Linked DNA regions of Homo sapiens: region 2 is linked to region 1. Evidence: chromatin contacts called from ENCODE Hi-C or POLR2A ChIA-PET data. All regions are on one chromosome and are shown on one strand. The core of a region is the stretch at or near the end of the contact, and the rest is flanking DNA. Distances in the headings are between cores, read along the strand shown. Region 1 overlaps PRKG1 (protein kinase cGMP-dependent 1). Region 2 overlaps PRKG1 (protein kinase cGMP-dependent 1).

What was found. A loop is a pair of places that touch in the nucleus more often than their neighbours do. ChIA-PET counts read pairs that join two places held with the same protein, here RNA polymerase II (POLR2A).
Region 2: a loop to region 1 is called in a map of IMR-90, with 2.0 times the contacts of the local background. The contact joins two enhancer-like sites. A Hi-C loop is called at or near these places in 1 of 168 maps with a recorded cell type or tissue (IMR-90). POLR2A ChIA-PET finds 5 or more read pairs at or near these places in 2 of 52 experiments (OCI-LY7 and activated T-cell).

Annotation. Positions count from the first base shown.
Region 1 is chr10:51,890,200-51,898,109 of GRCh38, forward strand. The region is part of intron 4 of PRKG1 (protein kinase cGMP-dependent 1); the gene reads left to right. Among named protein-coding and RNA genes, the nearest start is that of CSTF2T, 190 kb to the left of the region's middle. Within about 2 kb of position 5,157, at least 11 of the 41 ENCODE cell types and tissues checked have a DNase peak (open chromatin) inside an H3K27ac peak, as active enhancers do.
Region 2 is chr10:51,933,346-51,941,255 of GRCh38, forward strand. All of the region lies in intron 5 of PRKG1 (protein kinase cGMP-dependent 1), which reads left to right. Among named protein-coding and RNA genes, the nearest start is that of CSTF2T, 240 kb to the left of the region's middle. Within about 2 kb of position 4,591, at least 2 of the 41 ENCODE cell types and tissues checked have a DNase peak (open chromatin) inside an H3K27ac peak, as active enhancers do.

The sequences.
Region 1 (7,910 bases), core at 3,907-6,406:
TTTAAGTCTTTAATCCATCTTGAATTAATTTTTGTATAAGGTTAACACACATTCTTACCTTCACATTAATCTGTCCTAATTCCTCCTATTTCTACCTAAATAATTCCTTTGGATTATGACATTTGACTCCAGAAATCAAACTGTGAATCTGAAAACTCCTACACTAATCCATCAAAACTTACAGGTATCTTAGGATAAATTGTATGGTTATATGGTCTGTCACTTGACTGCAAAAATCTCTTACAAGATATTCATTCAGTTAGCCATGTACTAAATTGAGGAAGTATGCATCAGTTTAGATCTAAGCTATGTTATTAAAATTGCCTGAAAATTAGTACATATGATAGTTAAAGAGATATAAATAATTGTGTGAATTGTATTAAATCATTTTTTGTAGAAGGTAAACAATTAGAAGTTTCACATTTGAAAGATTAAAAATGATATTAGAGAAGAAATATTCATATTAAGAATTATGGCCAGGCGCAGTGGCTCACGCCTGTAATCCTGTCACTTTGGGAGGTCAAGGCGGGTGGATCACATGAGGCCAGGAGTTTGAAACCAGCCTGGCCAACATGGGGAAACCCCTTCTCTACTAAAAATACAAAAATTAGTTGAGTGTGATGGTGCACACCAGTAATCCCAGCTCCTCAAGAGGCTGAGGCAAGAGAATCACTTGAACCTGGGAGGTGTAGGTTGCAGTGAGCCAAGGTTGTGCCACTGCACTCCAGCCTGGGCAATACAGCAAGACTCTGTCTAAACACATACATACATATATATTAGGGCTAGGTGGGGTGTCTCATTCCTGTAATCCCAGCATTTTGGGAGACCGAAGAGGGAGGACCCCTTGAACTTAGGAGTTTGACATCAGCCTGGGCAACATACTGAAACCCATCTCTACAAAAAAAAAATAACAAATAAGCCAGGTGTGGTGGCATGTACTTGTAGTCCCAGCTACTTGGGAGGCTGAAGCAGGAAGATCACGTGAGCTCAGGAGTTTGAGGCTACAGTGAACTATGATCATACCATTGCACCCAAGCCAGGGTGACAGGGTGAGACCTTGTCTCTACAAATAAATAAATAATACATAAAATATTCTCTACAGAGTGACCTTGGAATTCTGTACTATCTTTGGATCACACACTTCAATACATGAGTTTTTATTTATTAAGAGTTAATATTTTTGAACCTATATTTCCAAATTGACATAGGGAAAAAACTATTTTAACATCGAATAAGAACTTTGACTATATGACCTGAGTTAAATATTCCATCTCTCCCATTTTATTAAAGCATTTACTTCAAGGTCATATATTCTTGCATTTATTCTAAAAGGTGAAAAATTATGTCATTCAACAAACTTTGAGTATCTATCATTTACTAGGCATTAAGCTGAAGGAATTGGACACCGTACCTGACCTTAAGGTAATAGGAGCCTAGGACTGCGGTTGGAAAACTTTCCCGTAAAAGACCAAATAGTAAATATTATAGGTTTGCAGGTCATATGGTCTTTGTCGCAACGCAACTACTCACCTCTGCCACTGTACCCTAAAAGCAGACATAGATAATACACCAGCAAGCATGACTATATTTCAATAAAATTTGATTTACAAAAATAGGTAGTGGATCAGTGGACCATAGTTTGGTGATCTAGGGATGAAGCAAGACAGTTAATCACAATACAAGAACTTTGCCTTTGTAAATGCGTCTGTGAAGAATCTGGAGTGAGCAGGAAAAAGGGAAGGAAGGAAATTAGAGAAATTATCAAGCAAGTTTTCTCAGAGAAGATAATGGCTGAATTTTATCTTAAAAATATGGAGCAATTCACAAGGAGGCCATGCTAACTTCTATTTCATGTTAAGAATAGAGGCTATTGTAAATCTTGTCACCTCAGCCTAAACCAAAGTTTCCAAACTATGTAGTATGGAATTCCTCAATACGTTAATAGATATTCCCGAATAAAGGAGTTACCTGGTTGAGTAAGTTTGAAAAATACTCTTTTCCTTCTTCAATTAGCTTTCTCAGTGTTTTTAAATTTCTTTTAGCAAATAAAGACTTTAATAAGTCATGTAGTAAAGAGGATTTTTCAAATTTTTATAACTCAGAATTTTAAAATTTATTTATGGAGCCCTTCTCTTGATGTGGAATACCCATTAATGTATTTCAGAAATAGTATTTTGAATATTGTGGTTTTCAAGACAGTCATAAACTAAGGATTAAGAGTCCTAGACCCATTTATCTGCCCATATGTAGGCAGCAAGGTTTCAGAAGCACTTTAAACAGATGGCTTCCCATCATAGGAGTGTCCTGGGCAACAGGTGTCCAGCCTTTGGGAGATGAGAGGTTGAGCAAGACTCAGTCACCAGGGGTTTTGAAGTTTCATGCAGAACAAATAGCAAACTCACTTGCTGAACTGGAAAAATTATGAAATTATAAAGTGAGACAGTATTGCTCCCAAAGGGCGTTTGCTTGTCACAAGGATCAGGAATGCTATTGGTATTTCATGGGTAGAAATGAGAGATGATAAACGTTCTGCAGTACATAGGCCAGCCCTGCACATTGAAGATGTGTGCTGTCCCAAATGCCAATAGAGCCCCATGGAGAAACACTGTTGAAGAACAAGGAGTGGGGGATCACCTCCCAAGTTTCAGAAGACTGGGAAGAAAATTGGGGATAAACCTTATAGGCACATCACCATTAGTGCAGCCATTAAATATTTAAAAGGTCATACATTCCTTTTTCATTCTTAACAACCAGATGTAATTTATTTAATTCCATAAAAATGTATATGATTTTATTTTTGATGCAGGCATATGCAATTGTAAAACTTACAGAGCAAAGATCAGGTGCAGTGTGATCTTTTGAATAAGCCATTGCATTAGATGCTATTAAGCATTTCAGAGGCAATTTAATAAAGTGTGTGATTAGTGCCTCACTTCCTGATGGTCATTCTGACAGGAGCACCAGAGTAACCTGAGTGCTGATTTCAAACCTAGCCCTTCAGTGAGTTTTTTAGAAGGCTGCTGTAACAGCCTTTTATAAGAAAACTCTGTCAATAAATGTTTCTCTTCTGAATTCGTCTCAAGTAAATAGCCTCAAGGAAATATTCCTGTGGTTCCTGAAAAATAGCAAGCAGAAGATACTTTACACAGACCAGGGTAATCATAAATTTGGCACCTTTTTTGAAATATAAGATGTGCTCCCTCCTCTGGGCTGATGAAGCTGCTGTCAGGGCACAATGGGTGGCATACAGAGAGTGAATGGGCTGAATTTCAGCCCTCACTCAGGCCCCCTGCAGGTGCCTTTGTACATTTGCAAACTGTGTAATCCTGTCTAGTGACCCTGGGTCAGAACCACTGTTGCTTCATTGCATTTGGCTTTATTGCATATAGTCCTTCAATCTGAATGTTTTAAGTACCCACTACATGGCATGCTCTATATTAAGTATAGCATTACAGAAGCTAAATGACGTGTTCCTTTAATTGAGTGCTTACCCTACAGCAGCCCCTTGGCCAAATATTTCATATTTATTAATAATAACAACAACACCATGAGCTAAGTTTTATTGTTTTAATTTTCCAACTAAGGAAGCTTCTCGGCTTTAAGTATCTTGCCTGTAGTTACACAGCTAGGAAGGGAAGGTGCTGGGATTCAAAGCCTTTTTTTTCCCCTGATTCTAAGTGTCCTGTTACTATTTACTACAAAAGCAGGACTTTCAATGAATTTATATATTAGAGAGGAGACAAATATACCAACAGATGGTTACAATACAAGTGTAAGTGCTATTCAGGTGGGATGCCTACTTAGATGTAGAGAGAAAGTTGTCAGGGGCCAATTTCCAGAAGCAGTTGTCCTTGAGTTTTGAAGAAGTTTCTACAAACATATGGGAATCCAAAGGTTAATAAACCAGAATGCAGGCTGAAAAACTTGGCTACACTTCAGAAAATAAGTTGGAATAGGTTTGTGTGTTTTAGTGATTATTTTAAGTTATCATATACCAAATGAAAATAATTGACTGGTAAGGCTATCAATCTTCCTGCACGTTAAAATTATCTGAGTAGAAGAACAACATAAATGAACTTTGAAGACATTATACTGGATGAAATAAGCAGACACAAACGGACAAATATTGTGATTCTACTTCTAAGGGATACCTGCCATAGTCAAATTCATAGAGAGAGAAAGTAGACTAGTGGTTGACAGGGGCTAGTTATTCTTTAACAGGTACACAATTTCAGCTGGTAATGTTGAAAAAGTTCTGGAGACAGACAGTGGTGATGGTTGCATAACAATATGAATATTGTTAATGCCATTTAGCTGTATACTTAAAAATGGTTAAGATAGCAAATTTTATGTTAAGTATATTCTACAACAATTAACAAAATAGAGTGATTTCTTGGAACCTACCCTATGACCTCTTGAATCAGGGTATCCAATGACTTTACGGTTCGGAAACAACTGGCCCAGGACATTTTGACCAAAGATCTGTTATAAGAATCTGCTGAACTGAATTACATTAAAATGAAATCTGAAAGTTCATAGTTAGATATAGTGTAGTTTTAGAAGACGGTTTTAAAGACAACAGTTTTAGGATTTGTGTTGTTTTCATAACTGATATTTGTATAGTGATTTAATTTTAAATGTATTCTCTTCTATTATTTTATGGCAGCTATCTGGTATTGCTTGGCCTGACTTCTTATTTGTATGTTAGAGATGAGAACACTGAGTTTCAGTGAGTTAGTGTTGCCTATCTGTTACACATGCTGCTATAGTTACGATGATAAGGAAGATGCCTAACTGATGAGAATAGAACTCTTGTCTAAATGAGAATTATAGGGATAATAGAGAAAGTTCACAGATTTCTTTTTTGAATCATTTAAAAATTGTTATATTTGCTGCCACATTAAATTAATCATCTGGACTGAGACTTATTGAATGAATGGAGAGGTGTCGAAGAATTGAGTTTCCATGAGAAAAGGCATAAAGCTTAAGGCTTACATAGAGAAGGGCAGCGTTTGGCTGTTTTTCTTAGCAAGAGCAGGACAGAACTGGATGAGTAGTGAAGATGACAAAAGGCTCCTCTTTAGAGCCCTGTCCTTGAACTTTTCAGTTTCTTCTGGGTGTGTCCCTTTCCTCAGGGGGAATCAAGAGAATGTGTGTTGCCCAATCCCTTCTGGAGTAAGAATCAGGACCTTGGGATTTCTTGCCCACATGTTCCTGAGCTCACTTCCAGTATCTGCATGGGCCTGTTTCCCAGGCTTTTTCTTCCTGCCCTGTCATTTTGCCCAACCCATGTCTGAGCATTGGCCAAAAGGCCACGGTTTCTGTGTGTTTGGAGTGGACTGATTTTGGTAGACAAAGCTTGGCTGCACCGGGAACCAGAGTCCTGAAAATGCTAGGGATCCATCTGTAGGGCAGTTTATTCAAATATAAATTGTTAAAATATCTTCCCTATATTGTTCTCTTTTTCCTTTCCCAAGCAGGTGGTTAGGCTCTTTCCGTCTATTGGTCTCAGGGTTTTTGGTCAATACTAGAAGCGTCTAGAAGATAAGGTGCTTCTTATGTATTTTTAAAGCCTAGATTCATTGGAATCTAAGAGTGTCTGGAGTCAAATGGAGAAAGACAAGGACCTTGGAGAAATTTCCCCAAGAGTGGGTTTCTCTGCGTGCAATTGCCTAGAGAGGTTGACCTGAAGCACCAGAGCTCCCAGCCTGACAGAGGTTCCCTTTCTCCTCTGTGCACACAAAAGCAGAGAGCCATTGGACTCCAAGGGCCCCTTGTGACATTGATAGCAGGGAAGTTAACAATTTTGCTCCCCACCTTTTGGACATGACACGCTTCCTAGATTCAGGTAGGACCTTGAGGAAGAGTTAAACAATGAATGTGATTTAATATCTTCCTGAAAAAGAAAGGCTGGTACTCCAAATCAAACACATATGATTTGATTTTAAAAATGAAGAAAAGGATATTTCCAGCACTCTTTGAGTCTAGACTGAGGTTCATATCTGATGTACTAGAAATTTGTTTTGATTACTGAAGGTCTTAAATAATAACAGCATTCAGAACATTTTGCATATACTGTATCATAATTGTGGTAGCTGCTGAACTTTATTAAGCATTTATTATGTGCCAGGTACCTTCTTAATATGTCATACCTACTATTTTTCTTGTGTTTGCCACAACTCTATGCAGAAGGTGATATCATCTTATTTTTGAGGTAAAGAATCTGAGGCCTGGCATGGTGGCTCATGCCTGTAATCTCAATACTTTGGGAGGTTGAGGCAGAAGGATCACTTGAGGCCAAGTGTTCGAGACAAGCCTGGGTTCATAGTGAGACCCTGTCTCTACAAAAAAATAAAATAAAAATTAGCCAAGTGTGGTGCAATGTGCCTGTATTCCTAGCTACCCAGGAGGCTAAGCTTAGGTGACAGAGCGAGACCCTGTCTCTTAAAAAAAAAAAAAAAAAAAAAAAAAGAAAAGATTCTGAGATGCAGAGAGGTTACATAACTGGCCAAAACATAGTTAATAATTAGTAGCAGAGCCTAAACTTAACCCGATTTCTTTTGATTCTAAAACTCATATGCTAACCCAGTATACAATTCTCCAGTATAAGGAGTTTAAACTTTTATCACATATGTAATAAAAATACAGTATATTTTGTATCTCAGGAGTGGTTTGCTTTATTTAAAGTATTTTTATGTGAAAATAAATTTGAATTCTCCTAATCTGGCAAGATAATAGACAGCTATTAATAGGTTGTGGCCATTGCGTGATAAGGGCTAAACATTGCTAAAAGAAAATAAATCTGGCAGTGATGTGTAAAGTAGATTGAAGTCAGATGTGGGACAAGAAACTAAGAGAAGAAAGACCAGTTATAAGACAATTGCATAATAGACTGAACCAGGATAAATGCCAAATCATCCAGTTAAGGGAGAAAAGTATACTTGATGCAGAAAATGTCTAATAAGCTTGCTAAGGGGAATAATTAGGTAGCTATAAGGTTGAGGACCTTTAATCCTTCATCAATATGGATTGATTTTTTTAGTAAGTCCGAGATTTCTGCTTTTATTCTTTTATTCTGTAAGGAAGTCACTGGCACAGAAATAAACAATACTTGTCAATGTTGGTGGCACTAATTTGATGCAGAGATGATTTCTTATATGAGAATCAGAAGGCTACTCTTCTCCATATGCTTCCCAGAGATAATTAATATAACTCTGTATGCTTCTTCCTAGGTAGAGGACATTGTTGAACTATTTGCAGATTTCTGTTTGTTCAGATGTTTTGGCTTATAGATATGGGGCTAAATCTGATATTCTTTGGTTATATTTTAAAACTATAATCTTTTGAAAATATCAAACCCTTTATTACTAACTTAGAAAATAACTCGCTTATTGAATATTTAAAAATTAAATTGTTTTTATTGGTTCCTTTCAACCACAAGGAGCCATCCTTGTCTCTTCTCTTCTCTTTCATTCCACATTCAGTCTACTAGGAAATCATGTTGCTTCTGCTTTCAAAATATAACAGAGCCCAGCTGCTCCTCATCTCCTCCTTTGCTTCCATGCTGTCCAGCCCTCCATCCTCTGTCATGCAGTGGACTCTCATCTGGTCTACCAGCATCCCCTTTTACTACTTTACAGTTTATTCTCCCTAAAACTGGCAGAAGGATTTTTTTTTTTCATGTGTAAATAAGATAAATCACACCTAGACTGAAAATCCTGCAATGGCTCTACATTTCACTCAGAATAAAGCTAAGCTCTTACAATGATCTATAAGCCCCTTTGTGACCTGACCCCACCCTTACCTCTTGATGTCTACTAATCTCCCTCTTTTCCCCAGTTCACTGAAGTCTAGACACTCTGACCTCTTTGCTACTCCTGGAATCTACCAGGCACTTAAAAACCCTTGGC
Region 2 (7,910 bases), core at 3,341-5,840, 43 kb after region 1:
ATCTATAAGCTTCATTCCCATCTATAATTTTATCTGGTCCCATTATTCAATTTAAATATATTGCATAGGATGCGCCAACAATCATTTTTATAACCGATAATTTCATGATTTTGCTTGGGTAATCCCTTTTAATGGTGAACTTCAGGTCACAACAGTAACTATCAATTCAACTACACCAAGGTTTCTGAAGACAATGCCTTCTTCACCCAAACAGAAATCCAGATTTTTATGTGAAGTTAGAATCTCCTAATTCTAGTTCTTAAATTTTAGCCAAGTTTTTTTTTTTTAGTTAATACTTGCAGATCAAAAGAAACAAAAAAATTTGTGCCTTAGGTTTTCTCTAGTAAATAATAATACTTCTGATGTCATAAGGTTATTGTGAGGATTAAATAAAATGATTAGAATATGTTTACCATTAACTTTTAGCTGCTTAATAACTTTTAGCTACTTTAATAATAAGAAGAAGAAGATTTTACATTGCTTTCAGTACAGCAGTAAGAAAATATGTGCCAAAGTCACAATCTCTATACAAGCACTTCAGCAGTGACATAACACAAACATGAATAACACTTAGTTGTAGTATCATCTTAAAAAATAGTTAGGAAGCATTATTTGAATTTTTGTTATAAAGTACAAATATTTTGTTTTGAGTGAGCAGATTATTTATGTGTATAAATACATACATGTAAATTAGATAAACCAAGGGACTAGCTAGAAATGCACTTTCCTGGTGTACAGCAATAGAACCACATCAAAATTGAAAGAAAGAAAAGCTTTGCTCATATGATTCAAAAAGCCATCACCCAGATTCCAAGATCATAACAACAAATTAGATAAGAAAATCAGAGTAATCATTGGAAAAGAAAAAATCCACAAGTGTAGGGTTGTGTGCATGATTACACACACATACCCCCCCCCCAACACCGCCCACACACACGCACAGATTTTTCAGGTTATATTTTGAGTTGTGTCAGCCAAAGTGCAATGTGCATTAAGGAACAATTCTACACACCCTCAGTTTTATGTTTTGAAAATTCTATTAGGGAAATTTGTTCTTAACATTTTAGCTTCACACTTTTGAAATCTATTGAGAATTCTCAATCATTTTGCATTCGTTAAGATATATTAAGTTGCTCTACAGTAACCAACGATCCCCAAATAACAGCAGCTTAAATTTGTTCCTCACTCACATTACATGTTCAGTGTAGGTCAGTATAGGGGTTCTGCTTATTGTGGTCTCTCAGGGACCAAGGCTGACATGGTTTCCGTTGACCTCTGTTTCTGTGATCACCATAGCAGAGGCAAAGGTTTATCCCTGTTTTCCCTACCGTCTGTCTGTGACGTCTGGAGTAGTGAAAGATTAGCCTTGCCAATTGTGGATGAGGAGAAGGACAAACTACAAGGAGCATCTCTGATTGCTTCAGTATTTTTAGTCTGCACACACAAAGGCAGAGCTCATAGTCAATTATGTCTGAGCAATTGTTTTTGTCACAGAGAAATTGAGCAAAAAGTTCAACCATTCTTTACTCATGGATTTCAATCAGGTATCAAATGAGAAGCTAATCAATAAGCCAGGACAGAGAAAGAAACAGATGATAGAGTTTTGGGCAGAACTATGAGGTGGGGGCTTAGAAGACTTTCTATCTGCCTCTAGCCTAAGCAGGATGGTTCCGGCAATGGGAACTGGTGACACTGTACTCATTACCAGGCTTCTCTACTTGCTACTCCAAAACTACCTCTTCCTGCCCATGGGGTAGCTTGGCTATAGTGGAGTGAGTTAAGTCCCTGGAAATCTTTGTCTTATTCACCTTGAAAGTTGAGTTGACTGGGAAGAGCCTCTCTATTCTCAAGAGTAGGGGACATCAGCTTCTAAATCTTAGAGAAGTGCTAAATATTTATACTAATTGAACTTAAGAATCATTCAGCCTGATTTATACATGGTTGTTAAATATAGAGGAAAACTCAGTATAACCTGTGGTTCTGTTAACTATTAAACTGTTAAATTTTCTGGAGATAAGTGCTCCTTATGATTTAAACAAACAAACACAAGAGCAATTATTGGAGAGGCGATTCAATTCGGTAAACAGTTACCGAACTCCTACAACTGGATTTCAGTAATTGCAGGGCTTGAGATAGGATAGATTTGAAGATAAAAATGTTTTAACCTTGGAGCACAGATAACCAGACATCTTACTTCCCCTTTTAATTTCATACAACCCGGCATTTGTTCTTCTCTAAACTCATATATCACTCAGTCATGAAAGACTTCTTAGTTACCAAATCCAATTGTCGCTTCTTATTCCTTATAATATGTGTCCTCTCTTGGGAATTTAATATGACTCATAATTTCTTCCTCAAAACAATCACCTTATCTTTTGTAACCCCATACTTTTCTAGGTTTTTTTGCCAATTTTATTGGCTATTATATTGTCACCTTTACAAGCTATGAGTCTTCCAGTTTTCCCTTCAGCATAGGTATTCACCACAGTGAAGTACTCACTAAACTTTCCTGAAGTTACTTTGTTACATTAATATGCATATGCAAATGATCTAAAATGTATGGCACTCTTCCATTTATTATTTCTGAAGACAGCCTTATGTGTTAATTGCATAGCCACCCCTCCTATAATCTCTAACTCACCCTGTTTCATACTGAGCTCATCATCTTCCTCAAACTTCATCCTTCTTTTCCCATTTTATTGAATGGCAATATTTGTTCAAGGAAACTGGATCTTCCTTGTTTCCCTCCCTTTTTAAATTTCTAAATTTAAATTCTGTTTATTCAGCCTTGTCAGAATCTCACAAATATTATCCCTTCTGTTCAATCTAGTGTGGGCTGGGGGTTAGGTGCCTCTTTCCATGTGTTGTCTCAACAACTGATTTATATCTCTATCATAGCAATTTATGTGCCATTATTATGAATCCTTAATTTTATTTAACTTTTTTCCCTGTTGCTGATGGCCTCCTCGAGTCCTGGAACATTTATTTCTCAATTCACAGCATTTATAACATTTCTTTCATATAATGCATAACTAAACCACAAATGAATAAAGTTAGTAGTGCAGAGATGCTGACAATTAAAGCTATGCCTGATAATTTTGTTTTCTGAAAGTAAATGACAATGTCCTTAAATTTTCGACAAGGGGCTAACTGGATTTGTACCTAGAGGTAGTGAAATGATCTGTGTAGGCATAGTACTGGATTCTAAGGAATGAGTCAACAGGACTTGTGAAAAATCTCCCATTTCTTGCATCTTATATCTTTGATACTTCCATTTATCATGCTGGGGGTAGAGAGTATGAGAAAAGCTAAAATTATAATTTTTTGTTTGTTTGTTTCCCAAGTGTACTTGTTATGATGCTGGCTTAAAAACAATTTTTTTAAAAATTTTTTTGCTTGCATAAACACATACTTGGGCAGAATCAAAGGAAATGACAAATAGAATTTACAATTCTTAAAGATTTTCTAAATGTATGTGAAATATGCATTCCTGGTACAGAAGCTTATGACATTCATATTAGAAACAACCCATTTCTCCTGAATTCTTACAAACTTTTTAGATGACAGTTCTCATTTTGTTTTTGGGCTTTCTTGGAGGAATTGATATAGTTAGAAGAGGAAGTATAAGAGATTTATGAGAAGATTTTCATAATGATTCACAGAAATTCAGAAAGAATTATTTTGCTGTTTAGTTAGCAGGAGTGCCTTCTTTTAAAATTTAGCTTTACACTCTAGAGTTGGAAAACACTTTAAGAAAATTACAGAAACAAAGATGAGGTACTCTCAGTACCAGACCTAATGTCCATAATGCCATTTCTAGGTTTTCCAGACCACTTCATAGGACTTGATTTACAAGTATGAAATAGTTCTTCACATGCAAGCAGGGACTGTTGTATATTTCATATGATTTTATTGTGGCCATATTCTATGCCGCTATGAGCTCTTAGGAGGAAAGTCATTAAATAAACCGATTAAATAAAAAATAAATTAATATGAATCTGACTCTCTCTCCTGCAATGTTGGCCTGTTTTGAATGTTTAACCTAATTTAATATTTCCAGGGGCTTTAAGCTATTATGTGCTCTCAGAAAGAGCATATTGAAACAGGCCATGGTTTGTAAATCTTGGCAGATGTTTAAGAACTAAGTCTTTGGTTAGTCTGAATTCTTTTCGTTCCAGTCTGACTTAAGAAATCAGATCCAAGAGTTGTACATACCATCTGTATTCAAAGATTCTCTGAACTGCCTGTTTATTTACTGTTTAATTTTGTGGTAGTTTATCTAACTTCTTAGAAATAATACTTTGTTTTCCTTTTTATGTTAACTAAAAATGAGAGACTTCTGGTCAGCATGCTAAGGATAGTCTCTACTCAGGAATATTTAAATGCCTGATTTCCACTGACTGAGAGTGCCAAAGTCCAAAAATTCATCCAAATACAGTAGTTCCCCCTTATCCACAGTTTCACTTTCTGTGGCCCGAAAATATTAAATGGAAAATTCCAAAAATAAACAACTTATAAGTTTTAATTTGCATGCTGGTCTGAGTAGTGTGATGAAAGCCTGAGCCCACACTGTTCCACTGAGTATGTGAATCATCCCTTAGTCCAGCATATCCATACTTATACGCTATCTGCCTGTTAGTCATCGACATCGTCCGCTCCTGACTTCCAACCATCAACATTGTCTTGGCTTCATGATCTAAAATCACCTGAAGCAGATGATCTTTCTTCTGACATGTCATCAGAAGGTCAATAGTAGGCTAATACAATGTTCATGATGCCTATGTCATTCACCTCTCTTCATCTCACATCATCACAAGAAGAAGGGTAAACACAGTACATTAAGATATTTTGAGAAAGAGACAGAGACCATATACACGTAAGTTTTATTAAAGTATGTTGTTAAAATTGTTGTATTTCTTATTAGTTATTAGTCTCTTACTGTGCTTAATTTATAAATTAAACTTTATCACAGGTAGGTTTGTATAGGAGAAAAGATAGTATATATAGGATTTGGTACTATCTGCAAGTTTTAGACAGCCACTGGGGATCTTGCAATGTATCCCCTATGGATAAGAGGGGGTCATTGTTGGCTTTTTATGAATCTGAACCTAAATGTGGTTTAGAGCAAGGTGGAAAGACATTTGAATTTTACTTTAAGAGGGCATTAATGTCATTCCCCTTCTTTAAAGTGATTGGAAACTACAATCTTAAGCATTCCTTTCTTCTTAAACTTTGTATGATCCTAATACATATGTCATTTTTATCCCTTTTCCTTCTTTCTTACTCACCCCTCTTCCCACTGAGAAGACACCTGCACATGTGATGTCCTCCAAGGATTGTGTGACATCAGGGGTATCCCTAGTCACATTTTAGTACTTCTCTGGAGTCAGAGTACCCAAAATCAAGTCCCACTTTTGCTATTTCCCTTCTAGATATATGACTCTGAGCAAACTGTTTAGTCTTCTAAAGCTTAGTTCCTTCATCAGGTAAAATGGGAATAATATCATTGTATGTACTTCAGAAAGTTTTTGCAAGCTTCTGGAAAGATTAAATAGAATATATTATTAATACTATTTTATCATTTGTATTATTTTTGCAGTGGACACTGATAGGGAAAGGGTATGTGGATAGACCCAGCAAGGAGAATGAATTTTATAGTGTATGAGTATGTACACTTTTAAGAAGTAAAGTCTAAAAATTCTTCTCGTTATGTGTTAGTGCTTGGTTCAGCTTTCCTTAGTTTATCCTATGAATCCTCTATTCTGTTTTGACCACTTCAGCTATTATCTTATTTTATTCTCTTAGTGTTGCTCCATTGTCACCACACATTAATTGCCAGAATTGAACATTATTTTGCATTATTTCCTTTTTTAGAATCTAAACTTATTTAATGTAATATTGCTACAATAGCTATAGCAGAACTCACACAGAAATTTTTATTTGCTGTAGAAAATATGTCACATACGGCCAAATTGAGAATCCTTCTGCCTTGTTGTGATTGGTACTGGATCCTATTTGGTTTTGTTGATTTTAAAACCATAATTAATTTTTTTAAATCCACAAAAAATAAAATCCACAATTGATTACAACCCTGAACAGATACATACAAACTCTGAAGGATGTAAAGAAGTAAAGCACAGGCTTAACATTGCTTTGCTTCTTTATACCATATTATTTATATAAAATCAAGAGCAAAGTCTGATCTCATTGTCAACTCTCTTCTTTCTTGATGAGTTTATAAACTTAATTTTTTTTTTTTTAATTTTGAGAAACACCACTATCTTGGTCATGTCCTTAACATGCTTTAACTTGTCTTTTTTGGCCTCTGGTAAGTACTTTAGGGAGTAGAGTCCTTAAATATGTTGAGTGGCCATGAAACAGCATTTTAACTTACCAGTGGGAATAATACATATATATTTGGTAAATGCAAGAGTACTATATAACTGTAGAAGAAAAATCTTTGATTTTCTCTCAAATCTACTAAAATGTGGTTTGCTATGAAAAGTTATGCTGATGAGTGATCCTGTTTACATTCTCTTAGTTATTCCTATAGGTGACTTAGATACTCAGAAAAACTGAGACTATTTGTTGAATTCCTAGAAAATTTAAAACATTCAATGAATGGAGTCTTTTATATACTTGATTTGTTTCATACTGCCTTTGAATTAAAATTAATGAAAAATTTCTATAGCCTTATAGCTGCCCCTAGTCCCCACCAGAAACTTAAAGAGTCAGGTAATTGGTCATTCTCTGTTGCTTTTAGCTCTATTCTTTTTTTCATGACTTCTCTTTATTCTTTGCAAGACAGGTATACCAAATATCCCCTGCTTTTTTTGGTTGGAGTGAAAAATAAGCCCTTGTCTTTTTTCCTTTTAAACATTTGGGACTCTGTCTTATTTATTTCAGGAAAACCCTTCTCTTATTTTGGGGATCAGCTTTCTACTGATAATCAGCCCTCTATTAATAATTAGCCCTCTACTGATGGTCAGTCCTCTACTGATAAATATATGATCCCAGGAAACGTACTTTTCTCCAAAGGTTAATCCTGGCTGCTCTTAAATAACTCTACTGCTATGGAAAAGAGAGACCCTTTTGATGTGATATGTGAATATAGGGCTGGGTCAAGGCCTCTGTTTATAGCTCTTGCCACTGGTACAAGTTTGGATACCTATGATGGCTATACTGGTTTTTCAAAGTTCAAGGAAAAATGGGCCCTACCTCTCATGTAGTGTCAGCCAGGGATATTTTTCACCAAAGCTGAGTGGGATCCCAGACATCAAGCTTTACAGAGTCATTTAAACATGCAAGTCCTGCCAGGCCATTCTGTTTCTGAGGAGTGAGGGGAGGGTTTTTTGGGACCTTCAAGCACCACTTCTCTTCAACTTTGCCATGTTATTACTTCCCTTAACTTTCGTCTTCTTCTCTCTCTTTTTTCTTTCACCAAAGCACCAAGCCCATAACCATTTCCTATTCTAGAATGAGTAACACATCCTTTTGAGGGAAAATTCTCATCAGATCACAGTAGATATTGTAATGATCATTATCTATATGATGAAAGTGAGAGATAGAACAATTTTACTTCTCAATATCCAAGTTTGGGGAACACAATCAAAGCTAGATAGAGAAAAGTATCAACTTACCATTGTAGTAATTCCATCTGTTCCCCTCTCTGCCACTTGTTACATAGCAAAAAAATCACTCTATTTTATTAAATTTCAGGATCCATCCATTGTAAGATACATCCTAATTTGAGGAACAATAAATCAAAAACAGAGCATCTTAGAATCAGTGAAATTTAGTACATAGCATATATGTATGGTTTAGGGATTTCTTTTCTTTTGTTCCATGTATTTTCTTATGCTTTCTTTTAAACAAATTTAAAATATTTGGAAAATGCAAAAGATAATAAG